2 separate regions of the Mus musculus genome follow, and region 2 is linked to region 1. Evidence: chromatin contacts called from ENCODE Hi-C or POLR2A ChIA-PET data. All regions are on one chromosome and are shown on one strand. Each heading gives the region's core, a stretch centred on a gene start or an enhancer-like site at or near the end of the contact. The rest is flanking DNA. Distances are from core to core; before and after follow the strand shown.

Evidence for each region. A loop is a pair of places that touch in the nucleus more often than their neighbours do. ChIA-PET counts read pairs that join two places held with the same protein, here RNA polymerase II (POLR2A).
Region 2: a map of gastrocnemius shows a loop between it and region 1 (2.3-fold over the local background). The contact joins the promoter of Adgre5 here to the promoter of Pkn1 in region 1. A Hi-C loop is called at or near these places in 3 of 37 maps with a recorded cell type or tissue (gastrocnemius and heart). POLR2A ChIA-PET finds 5 or more read pairs at or near these places in 3 of 5 experiments (Patski and embryonic stem cell).

Annotation. Positions count from the first base shown.
Region 1 is chr8:83,696,130-83,702,542 of GRCm38, reverse strand. It overlaps Pkn1 (protein kinase N1), which reads left to right and starts at 3,364. Exons shown (of 22, transcript NM_177262.4): 1 at 3,364-3,576. The coding sequence starts at 3,556.
Region 2 is chr8:83,737,465-83,743,877 of GRCm38, reverse strand. It overlaps Adgre5 (adhesion G protein-coupled receptor E5), which reads left to right and starts at 2,567. Exons shown (of 20, transcript NM_011925.2): 1 at 2,567-2,771. The coding sequence starts at 2,741. Gm46046 (predicted gene, 46046) reads right to left here and starts at 2,592. Exons shown (of 2, transcript NR_168527.1): 1 at 2,262-2,592.

The sequences.
Region 1 (6,413 bases), core at 2,115-4,614:
GCTCTTACCATGTGGCCTCAAATTCACAGAGATCTCTCTGCTTCTACCTCCTGGTCTCTGGAATTTTCTAACTACTGGGCATGTTTCTACTCATTCTTTAACACTCAGCACCAGGGCCAACTCCTCGGGGAACCCTGGCCTGCTTGCCACCCTGGTGCAGGTGTCATCAGGGATAGTGTTCCAGTGCCACCATTCACTGTGTCCACCGCTCCATTCTACAGATAGAGACAGCAAGGCCTGTATCTAAGTCACTGTTCTATTGCTGTGAACAGACATCATAACAAAGGCAACTTATAGAAGAAATTATTTAAGTGAGGTGTTGTGTACAGTTTCAGAGGATTGGTCCATGGTCATAACCATGGTGGTGAATGGTGGCAGGCGGGCAGGCATGGTGCTGGAGCAGCTGAGAGCTTCCATCCTGATACACAGGAACGGCTCAGAGAGAGCAAGTCTAGGCTAGCATGGGCTTTTGAAACCTCAAAGCCCACTGCCAGCAACACATCTCCTCCAACAAGGCCACACCTCCTAGTCCTTCCCAGACAGTTCACCAATGAGAACCAAACATTCAAATGTCTGACCCTATGGGAGCCAACCTCATTCAAATGACCACAGCTGGAGCTGAGTACCTTTGATGTTAAGTCAAACCTTGCCACGGTCTGGAGACACACAGTTGAACCATAGGGGAGGACCGCGAGAGTCTCAGAATGGTGACATTTCCACAGATGATTAAAAAACAAATAAAAATTATTTAAAACCTGGCCAGTGAGATTCCTCCGAAGGTAAACGCAGCCACCATCATGCCTGGCAATCTGAGCTCGAGCCCAGGACCCACATGATGAAAGGTGAGAGTGAGTCCTGAAGTTATCCTCTGCCTCCATATATGCCATTGATAACACACGTGTTCTCTCATTCACACACACACACACACATGGGGGGAGAGTAAATATATTTTGACATGTAATAAAAATTTGGGCTGGAGGGATGGCAACAGCTAAGAGCTCTTTTGCTCTTGTAGGGGACCCAGGTTTGGTTCCCAGCACCCCATGGTGGCTCACAACCATCTGTAACTCTAGCTCCAGGGGATCTGATGCCCTTTTCTGGCACATGGACATTTGGCTGGCCTCATGGGCACATATCTATACACACATACATATATACATAAAATACATTTAAATAAGATTTTAAATGTAATTAATTTAAAAAAAAATAAATGAGCAAAGGGGACCAGCCTTGGGGAAATGTGACAGAAAGACATTTTATTCCAGATCGCAGCCTGTACAAAGACCCTATGGCTGGCAGCAATATGAAAAGACCAGAGTGGCTGGACAGACTACCTTGAAGGCCAAATGAGGCTGAGAAACCTCTTCTACGGCTGCTTCAAAGGCAAGCCCAGACTCTCCAGCACGGAGAAGCAGAACACAGTGATAGGTAACATATCTGGGGCCCAGAGTAGGCTGGAGATCGGCCAGGGATGCCTCAGGGATCTGGTGGGACTTTTATCATTGCTATGTGGAGATTTTACAATACATTCTTTGTCTGTCCCTTTTAAAGCCTAGAGTACAGCTCTGTTCCCAGTCCACCCAAATCCCTAGCAGATTGTGATAAAGACTCACTGAGTAAATGAATGCCGGAAGGTTAAGGAGACTCTGGCTGGATTCCCAAGCCTCATCCCCAGAGGCTGCTCAGAACCTGGCAAGCAGGGCTCTGGGCAAAGCTTTCTCCCTGCCAACTCCCTCCGTGCCCTCCTCATCTGTAAGATGGGTGGGTTCCTTGCCTGATATGCAAGGGACCATGAACATCCTGGCTTTATTATGAAAGCAAGGGGCGTCTCTCTTTTATCAATCTGTAAAAAGGAAGTTAGATGACTAGTGTGGCAAGCTATTTAACTCACTCCACCAACATTTGAGCTATAATGAGGGTGTCAACTTGCTGAAGCAGCGAGTGGCAAGTGACCAAGGGCGGCAGGTGACACAGGACCTGGTGGGCTCCTCCTGGAAATGTCTAGACTTTAGGCTCCGTTGGTATGCGGTTTGGGGAAGAGACTGTAAGGAGGAGGCGGCTGGGGGACAAGGAAGGAAGCCTCTACTGTAGTCTTGAGAGTTCAGTGATGGAGTATTGGGCCTGTTCAGGGCTTAGGAAGATGAGTTTGGGTGCCCCCCCCAAATGATAGGGTGCAGAAGAAAAGCCATCCTGTAAGTCACTCACTGGCCACCACACATTTGGCTTGGCATGTGTGGTACATGCACGTGAACACACTCAATAAATGGTATAAAGATTAAAATAGGAGTTGAAGAGATAGAAGCAATACTACTCTTGTAGAAAACTCAAGTCTGGACCCAGCACCCAGGTGGTGCAGTCCACAAACAGTTTATAACTTCCTTTTAGGGCATCCCATGTCTTCTTCTGACCTCCAGAGGCACCCACACACATGTGCATAACTCACACAAAGAAACACATATATACACATGCAAGAAATTAAATATGAGTCTTTTCTAGCAAATAGTATAAGATTAGTCTTTTGGACAGTAATTAAAATCATTATCTCTCCTACCTTATAGGACTTTTAAGGAGATGTTTTAATCCTCCTCACCCAGTAAAACTTTTGTTTATACAAAGCGCCCCCCCCCCCCCCGCTCCATTCTAGGAAATTGATCGCTTGGAGCAGTGACCCCTTTCCCCTTCAATTTCCTCTGCGCCAATTTTCTCAGACTAGCCAATTGAATAAGACTGCGAGGTCACCTGAGTTAGAATAGAAACCATATGCACTTCCTGTCTTCTCTTTGCTTTTCCGCAGCGCACTGTCTTGATGAAGAGTAAAGTTTGCCTTGTTCGGACATTTCATTTTGAAGGATGGTCTCTTTCTTTGCCACCCCGAAACTTATTCCTAACACACATGAATCAAAATAAAGTCTTTAAAAAAATGAGCTAAAAGTGACAACTGCTGGCATTTATTGTGCACTTGGGATCTATACACTTGCCCTACTCTTCCTCAAGTTTTACAGACATCCTAGTCCTGAGGGGTATTGTGTTCCCCCAAGGCCCAGGACACTGGGATTTGAAGTCAGGCTCTCCCTGTGTTTGCCTCCCGGGAAACGGGAGGGAGGATGCCTCTGTGCAGCTGGGCCGTGTGTGTCGAGGGTGGTGGTGGACGGTGACCATTGCATTCAAAGGGGTTGGAGGCGGGGGACAAGGCCTCTGAGGCTCGCGGTCGCTTAGGCCCGCTCAGAGTCCCCTACGCTACAAGGAGCGCTTGCCGCACCCCACAGCCAACAGGGACCCTATTTCCCCGCTGCAAGCCCCGGGGGCCGCCGGGAGCCCCGCCCCCGCCCCGCCTCCTCCCCAGGCGCGGACCTCGGCGCTCACGTGACCCACCCTGCAGCCGCTGGGGCCGGAGGGCGCAGCTCGGCGGAGGCCTGGCCAGGCCGGGCCGAGCGCAGCAGGCCGGAGCGCGCCGCGCGCCTGGGAGGGTCTGGGCGCCGCGCCTCCCGCCGCACCCGCCCGCGCGCTCGCAAGCCCTTCCTTGGCGCTGGGACCCCTGGCGGGCGGCCGGAGGACATGGCCGGCGACGCCGTACAGGTAGGCGACTTGTCCGCACCCGCGGGGCGGCCAGAAGGCGCGGAGGACCCCAGGCACGGGTAGAGTCCCGGACGAGGTCCCCATCGGGAGCCCGCGCGGGCCCTTGTAGCAGGTGGAGGCGCCGACCGGGTCGGAGGAAGGGGTGCTGTTCGGGATTCTACCCCAGCATCCCCTCCTTTGGCCCTCCCCGAGAGTCAGCGTGTGTAGCGGGGTCCCCACTTCGGTGTCCGAGGCTAGCTGCGGATCCCGGTGCCTGTCGTCCCCACATCCTACTCTGGGTCCTGCAGCGTTCGGTTTCTGTCAGGTGCCGCTTCACCTGGAGCAGGTGCCTGGCACCCTGCCCCGGACCGGAGGAGTGCCCGGCCCGATCCCCTCCCCCGCACAACAAAGCCCGGGCCACCCCCGCCTGCAGACGTCTTTACGATGGTCTTGACGCCACCCAGATGGGCACCTGTTGGAGGAAGTGTCTAAGTCACTTCACTAGGCCTGAGGCCGGGTTCCTCCTTCCGCCTTGTTCCCCATAACCACCCTTCAGGCTGACAGATGGAGCTGTAACCCAGGTGGGGCGTGTCCTGTCACACAGACAGGAAGGATTTTATGTCTGGAAGGTGACAGGGCTGGGTCTCTACTCCCTCGCAACAGACACCTGTGACTGGCATCTGCCAGCCACATGGCCTTCCCTGTGTGACCTGTTGGGCGTTACTGAAGCAGGGTCAGGGTCGGGGTGACTGACTCCCCACTCTAATTCAGTGGCCCAAAATCTGAGATCTTTGTATCTTTGTGGCTCCATTAATTCGTCACCATGCAGTCCATTGTCCTGTGTAACTGGTTCTCATCTCCTTCTACACCTGCCCCCATGTCTCCCCTGTACCCTTCTGTACCCGTCTTCCCCAGTCCTGCTGATGGCCTGCCGGCCTTGCCGAGGAGCTGGGCGTATCTGGTGCTGCCGATCTCACAAGGTCAGACCTCCAGGCTGATGCACCGGTGCCGGCTCCCCTTCAAGCCCACTGAGGGCTGTGCAGGGCTGTCCCAGTACATGCATGTGCTTGGTGTGTCCCGAGTAGGACGCACATGGAGGCTGTGATTCCCAGAATGAGGCTGGACCTACATCTTGGTCCCCGTCCCGTCTTCTCCCTTATGTTCATTCCCGCTTGGACTTGCTGCCTGGTTCCACCGTCTCCGTGCCTGTCTGTTCTGTGTCTGGCAAACGGATGTCCTGTCTAGATTCTGGAAACGCCCCAGGCATTGAAATCTCAGGAAGTGGGGTTTTGGGTTCCTAGCCACTTTGCCAAGAGGGTTTCCCCAAGGTGACAGTTCTTGGTCTGCTGTCTGCAGATCTGTAATGGCAGGTGGAGAAGCTGACCTTCTAATTCCTCAAGACCAGGCCAGGCGTTTGCCCTGCTGCCCTCAAGTGACTCCTTGTCCCTGGGCAGAAGTGAGTCACCGAGGAGGAGGACCCAGGAGGCCCTGCCTCCCTGCCTGCATGCTTTTCACATTCCCAGGCCTTCTCTGCTGGAGGTGGGGCCAAGGACCTTCACCTCTCCTCTTTGCTTGAGCTGGCCCTGCTCCTGGCTGTGTACCTGCTTTGCCTGCTGGGTTGGGGGCGCTGGTGGGCGACAGTGGGTGGGGCCTGGTCATGACAGAGTATTGTTCAGTGAGGCCAGGTTTAAATACCAATGCTGCCTTCCCTAATGAGTTCTTGGGTCAAACACTTTTACCTTACAGAGTCTTGTTTCTGTTTTGGAGGAGGCAATGGGGTTAGGAATGGTATGAGGGTCTGGTGGTGGTAGTGCACACCTTTGATTCCAGGACTTGGGAGGCAGAGGCAGGGGGATCTCTGAGTTTGAGGTCAGACTGGTCTATAGAGTTCTAGGACAGCCAGGGCAACTCAGAAAAACCCTGGGTGGGGGTGGGGAGGTGGGGGGAGTGAGGGTGAGATGATGGCTATGCAGAGAGAGGTGGAGCCTCAGCCAGTTCTGTGCTTCTCTGACACCTTTACTTTGAACATAGAGCTTGACAGTCTAGGCTGGGAACCCACACCCCTTCCCAAGGCCCCAGCAATGGCCTTGTGTGGGGGTCATTGTGTAGTGGGGCTGTCCTGTGTACCTCGGAATGTTGACATGGATAGGTGTCCCCTGTATACTTTGGTTGTAATGACAACAAGAATGACCCCAGACATTGACATGCGTTTCTCAAGGCGATGAGAAGACGACCCTACCTTCACTGAGAGCACAGCTATGGCCTCTTTGAGCATCGGTTTCCCCCTATGGTGACTACTGCTCAGATACACAGTGAGGAGATGACAGGGTCACAGGATCTGTGCTCTTGGCCTGCAGCCTCATCCGAAGGGCTTAAGAGCCTAGGAGAACATTGCTCATTGTGATGGTGATGGCTCACTACTTCTAGGTGTGCTGGACGTGGGATTCTTCCCAGCTAATGTGAATCTTGGCTCTGTCTCTTGCTGCCTGTGGGACCTGGAGCAGGGGGCCTCAGCTAGTTTGTCCATCCGTCTGTCCTTCCTTCCTTCCTCTCTCTCTCTCTCTCTCTCTCTCTCTCTCTCCCTCTCTCCCTCTCTCTCTTTCTCTCTTATCTGTCTTATCATCTCTAGCATCTACATCTTGCTGTGCTAGGTGCAAAGGTGCCTGTTACAATCCTATCTCTGGCAAGTAGGAAGCAGGAGGATCAGGAGTTCAAGGCCAGCCTTCACTATGTATTAAATTCAGAGCCATATGGGTTATATGAGACAGAGCCACAAAATGAAACATAGTACCTGACACATGGAGGACGTTCTCTGAGACCTGGGTGAGGCTGGAGCAGGCGCTGTTTTGTTGCTCTTG
Region 2 (6,413 bases), core at 1,318-3,817, 42 kb before region 1:
CCTCTTCTGGTGTGTCTGAAGACAGCTACAGTGTACTTACATATAATAAATAAATAAATCTTAAAAAAAAAAAAAAGAAAATGGGAAGAAATGGTTTAGTGTAAGGCCAGGAAGGGAGATACACCAGGATGCAATTGTCAATATTTTTTAACCCTTCTAAATAGAGAAAGAAAGATACATACATGTGACAGTCAATGAATTGAATTATAATACCATTATAATTAACACGGTAAAAATAAAGATTTAAAGTTATTTAAAATTTAAAAGCTATGTAAGAAACTGACTTTTTTCCAAATAAAATATTTATTTTATTTTTACAAAATGTTTCTTCTTAGTAGGGCAGTGGTGGTGCACGTCTTTAATCCCAGCACTTGGGAGGCAGAGACAGGCGGATTTCTGAGTTCGAAGCCAGCCTGGTCTACAGAGTGAGTTCCAGGACAGCCAGGGCTACACAGAGAAACCCTGTCTCGGAAAAAAAAAAAAAAAGTTGTTTTTTCTATGTGTTCATTTGACAGGAATACTGTGTCTTTATTTTTGTTATTAATTTTCAGTTTGTCCTTTATCAGTTTTGCCTGCTTGTTTTATCTGTGTACCAAGTGTATGCGGTGCCTGGGGAGACCAGAAGATAGCATCGGCTCCCCTGGGACTGGAGTTACAGAATTCTGGGAATCTAACCCTGTTTCCGAAGAGCAGCCAGTGTTCTCATCTACCAGTGATCCATCTCTCCAGCCCCAGTAGCACACATGGTCTGCAACTTCCTTTTATCTTTTCTCTCACACTGTGGATCAGGAGAGCCACAGACTCCCAGCAACCCTCTTGCCTCAACCTCGTGAGCTCTGCCATTACAGGTTGTGCGCCATCATAGTTCGCTACAGTCATCTCTCAGAACTTGGAGTTTATTTTTATTTTTATTCTTTGTTGTTTTGTTTTTGAGACAGAGTTTCTCAGTGTAACAGCCCTGGCTGCCCTGATTCACTCTGTAGACCAGGCTAGCCTCCAAATCACAGAGATCCACCTGCCTCTGCCTCTCAAGTGCTGGGACGAAAGGTGTGCGCCACCATGGCCCAACTTGAACCCAGAATTTACTAAGGTAAAAGGAAGGCCTGACACCCCTGGTAGTTTATGCCTGTGATCCCAGCAGGCTTAGGCTTTGGAGACAGGAAGTCAGGAGTTCAGTGCCATCCTAGGCTACATAGAGTTGAAAGACAGCCTGGGCTGTTTGAGACCAGACCGTGTTTCAGAGAAAAAAAGAAAAAGAAAATCAATATTTTGAAAAATCACTAGATGTGTCTGAGAATGTAGTTCCCTTGGTAGAGTGCTTGTCCAGCATACACAAAGCCTTGGGTTTGGCATTCTTCCCGCCCCCAACACACACACATGAAAAGAAACCATAGTTACACAAGTAACTCAAACAGGAAGCCAGTGTACATCACATGACTCTCTATAGACTGTGGCAAGGTCAGTGCGTGTAACCAAAAAGCCCTGCCGTGGTAAGCCATGTCCCGTGGTCAAAGCTCTCTCTTCCTCTATTTTAAGTCCTTATTACGTTTTTTGTTTGTTTATTTGTTTTGGCTTTTTGAGACAGGGTTTCTCTGTGCAGTCCTGGCTGTCCTGGAACTCACTCTCTAGACCAGGCTGGCCTCGAACTCAGTAATCCGCCTGCCTCTGCCTCTCAAGTGCTGGGATTACAGGCATGCGCCACCACTGCCCGGCCCCTTATTACGTTTTATTTATTGACTTGTTTATTTAGTGTTTGGGTTTGTGTGTGGCACCGTGTGCCCGTGAAGGTCAGAGGACAACTTCCAGGAGTTGGCTCTCTCCTTCCATCATGGAGGTCCTGGGTATCAGAAATCAGGTCGTTAGGTTTTGGGGCAAGTGCCTTTACCCGCTGAACCATCTTGGTAGCACTTCCCTCCCCCACTTTATTATTTTTTATTTTTGCGATAGACTCATGCTTCGTAGGCCTGGCTGGCCTGCAACTCTTAAGTGGCCAAAAACGGCCTCCGGTTTAGCCTCTGCTTTCCAGAGAACGGTATTAGTATAGGCCAACGCAGCCATGCCATGACCCCTTGTCTTTTTGGGCAAGGTCTTTTGTAGCGCGGGCAGGCTTCAAAAGCGACAAAACGGAGGATGAGTTGAACTCCTGATTAGTGCTGGGATTACAGGCTAGCGGTCCTCTGCCGGCTTATGTGGCTTTGAGGCTAGACAGGGCCTCGGGCAGGTTAAGCAAGCACTGCGCACACTGAGCCGCATCTCCAAACCTTGATGTCTCTCGTTCCTGGACAGTCAGCCCGGCAGGACCCTCAGTCCTCTTCTGGTTCTTATTTGGCCCCTGGCTTCTCTGAACTTCAGTTTCTCTCTTGGAAAAGAAGCCGACAAGTCCTGCTGATGGGAAAGGCGAGGGTCGCCCAGGACATCGTTCGGGTGGGAGCTCCACCCAGCTCTGTCCGATGTGCCTGGTCCCCGTCCCAGGACGCCTGAACCACACCACCCAGCTCCCCGCGGGGGCGGGTGTCGGAGCCGCGCGCGGGGGGGGGGGGGGAGGAATGTTGCGTTTGTTCCAGACGCGGGCGCGCGGCGCGCCCTGGGTCTGTTTCCCCGGCACTTTCCTGTTACTTTCCAGCGGGGAGGACAGTTCCGGGGAGGGCCCTGCTCACGCCCGCTGCATAAAAGCCCAGCCCAGCCGGCCGCCACAGCCCTCTATCAACCCCAGACGCTGTCCGTTCCGTGCCGCGCCACCATGAGGGGCGTCAGATGCCCCGGCCTGCTTGGTGAGACCTCGGGGTTGCGCGGAGCCGGGAGGGAACTCGCGGGACGTGGCCAGGAGGGGCAGGGACAGTCGAAGCCGGCGCACCTGTGCGCCCCAGAGGGCTCTCCAGGGGGTGTCAGATCCTAATGGGCTTGAGTGTTGCCAGTTTGGAGACTAAGAGGGAGAAACTGAGGCACGGGGGCAGTTAAAGAGGGTAACAAAGCAGGCATGGTGTCACAGGGCATTAGGGAGGCTGAGGCAGCAGGGTCACCAATTTCAGGTCAGCTTGTGCTACACAGCAAGACCCTGTCTCAAAAGAACAAAAGAAAAAGAAATGCAGGCTAGAGGCTGGGGTGGTGCCGAGGTCAAGAGCATTAAGAGAGGACCTGGCTGGGTCCCAGCACCTATATGGTGGCTCACAAGTGTCTGTAACTCCAGTTCCTGGGGATTCACACTGTCTTCTGCATCCACGGGCAACAGACATGCAGTGCACAGACATACATGCAGTGTACAATAATACATGCAGTGCACAAACATACATGCAGGCAAAACACATACAGTTTAAAAAAAAAAAAAGCTAAAAAGAACTGTAGGTTAAAGTACACTTTGCAAACTGTTGCCCAAACAGACGCTCTCAATGTGAAGAGAAACCCACGTGAGGGTGCCCATTTCTTCGAGGGTGGGAACTCCCCCTGCCCCAGTCTGTCCCCTGCTGTCTCCGTGCCAGGAACAGGCAGAGAATCTCCTTGGGACTTGTCTGGGACGGAGCTGCTGGCTGAAAGGAACTTACCAGGCTGTGGTTTGAACTTGGCTTTCATCATGACTTTCCCGCCCCACCCTGGGTGCCTCAACCGTTGTTTGATGGCTAAGTCACCTAAGTAACTTGACAACAAACAGTGAAAAAATGGAACGGGGCACCAGCTGGAGTTACCCCAAGATATGGAACTTGGGGCACAAACTGGGGTCACCCTAACCACAATGACTGGCCTGAGTGCTAGTGACAGGTGGCAGGCAGCTCAGTAGCCATGGACCTAGAACCAGGAAATAGAGTCCCAGGGTGTCACAGTTGGTGGCAAACAGCTGCAGGGGCCTGCCTGGCTGTCACTAAGCTGGGTCACAGTGACTTTGGGCTGCACTTTCCTCCTCTGTAAAATGGAACAAGACCAGCTGTATTTTACCATATTGTTTCAAGGGCCAAGAGTTTGTGTACAAACTTTCTGGTTTACAGTTTGAATTAACTGAACATGTGGGTGTGGTGTCTGTGTCTGCTATCAGAGTACCTAGCGAGTAGAGGCAGGAGGGTCAAAAGTTCAAGGTCATTCTCTGCTGTATACTGAGTTTGAGACCACATGATACCTTGTCTTCAAAACCAACCAAGCAGCCTCGCTAGTTGGATTCTCAGGTTTTGAATCCCAGTATTAGAGAGGCGGAGGCAGGAGGCTTCCATGATCCTGGGAGTTGGAGGCCAACCTGGTCTACATAGTAAGTTCCAGGCCAGCCGGAACTACACAATGAAATACTGCAGGAAGCACAAAGGCTGCCCTACCCCCACTTCTGGATTCTCTAAGCAGGAGTCCCTTGGCTCCAGTCTGAGCTTGGGAAGTTGAACCAGATGTGTCTGGGAGCAGAAGGGAACGGCTCTGCTCCCGTTTGATTAATTTCCAAGTCTCCAGATGTAGGCGGTCTGGCTGATGCCTTTAGCATGGTGGGGTAGAGCCCAGCCCAGCCCAGGGGACAAGGAACCCCCCTGACTTGGGTAACTATTACTTGAGTCTACTGTCCTTTCTCTGGCCTGGTTTGATCACTCATCTTTTTTCCAAGCTCCAAGCCCTAGCTTCTCTTTGTGTAGATTGGACATAGCCCCGCCCCTACCTCCTGATCTTCCTGATGGCTGATGTTACTCTGAGTCTGTTTGTTTGGTTTTTTGTTTTTTGCTTTGTTTTTGTAAACAAGCTTTCAAAGTGGCTAAAATGACCTTAAACTTCTGGTCCTCCTGCCTCTACCTCTGAGTGCTGAGATTACAGATTTGCGCAAAAGGGTCTGGCTTCATTTTGAGTCTGCTTTGGTTTTAGTTTTGAGACAGGCTTTGGCGCTCGCTGTAGCAGCTCTGTAGCCGTAACTGGTTTTGAATGTGTACTAATCCCCCTACTTCTGTCTTGTTAAAATAGGGTCTTCCTACATAGCCTTGGCTCCCTAGGTAGACCAGGCTGGCTTCCAGCGGAGTTCTCCCACAGTGCTTTACCAGTGCTGGCTCTGAAAGTGTGCATCAACATGCACGGCTGTGGTTCCAAGTCTTAAAGAAATTACCTAAGGGGCTGGAGAGATGGCTCAGTGGTTAAGAGCACTTGCTGTTCTTTCAGAGGACAGAAATCGATTCTCAGGAACCACACAGTGGCTCACAACCATCTGTGACTCCAGTTCCAGGACATTCAGTGTCCTCTTCTTACCTATCTATGCCCCGGGCAATATGCATGCAGGCAGAACATCCATACACCTAAAAATAAATCAATATTATTTTTTCAAAAGTGACTTGAGGGCTGGAGGGAGGCCTCTGTCGGTTAATGATTTGTGTGAAGGAAGCTGGATGCGGTGACACACACTTGCGATCATAGTGTCTGTCCCTGGGGCTTGCTGGCTAGCTAGCCAAGCCTGCTTGATGAGCCGAGGTTCAAGGTAGAAGGCACCTCTGCTGTTCACATACAGACACACATACTGGTACTGGATGTTAGGAACTGTGCATTGCCCCAGGGCTCAGGGTGAAGGGAAGGTCATTTTGTGGTCTGTCCCACAAAGAGGAACTGAGTTCTGATGGGTGTGGGAGAATTCCAGCTCAGTGGCCCAAGAGGAGGAAGAAAGAATTCTGACTTGAGGGGACAACTGCCTGGCTGGGGTGCCCCACCTCAGAACACTCCAGTGTTGAGGGAGTGTTTCATCCAAAGCCTCTCCATTGGCTTGAGGGAAATCCAGTCAGACAAAGGTTGAGCTTTCAGGGGACCCTCTGAGCCCACTGTCCCTGCCCCAGCAACCCTGCTCACTGTGGCTGATCCCAGGAGTCCCCTGGGAACCTGGCATGCAGCCAGCCCAGAGATGGCTGAATCATTAAGGAAGTGACTCACCCACCCCCCACCAGCCCTTCTCCTGAGGGCTCCCTCTGGGATTCCTTTCTTGGGATTAGTTTCTTGCTGCTGTAGTCCCCATATTGGGATCAGCTAACCACTCCCCAGGCCTCCTGCTCCTGGGACAACCCCCACACACACCCACACACTCCGCCAAAACACACACACTCTTTTCTTCTGTACCGAGAGGGAAAACAGGGATTCACAGCTGCCAGGCCAGCACCTTCACACATACAACACACCAGTTTTTTTCTTGGTTTTTATTCTGAGACAAGCATCTATGCTCTGTAGCCCAGGTTGGGAACTTCCAGTGTCCTCCTGTGTTAGCACCCCAAGTAGTTGGCATTGCATGGCAGCCCCACTGCCTGGTTTTCTGTTCTCTCTCCCTCTCCCCCAGCCTCTTTTTAGATATATTTAGTTTGTGTTTATGAGTGCTTTGATTGCATGTATGTATATGCACCACATGCATGCCTGTGCCCTCAGTGACCAGAAGAGGGCGCCTAAGTCCCTGGAACTGGAGTTACAGGCTGTTATGAACTACTGTGTAG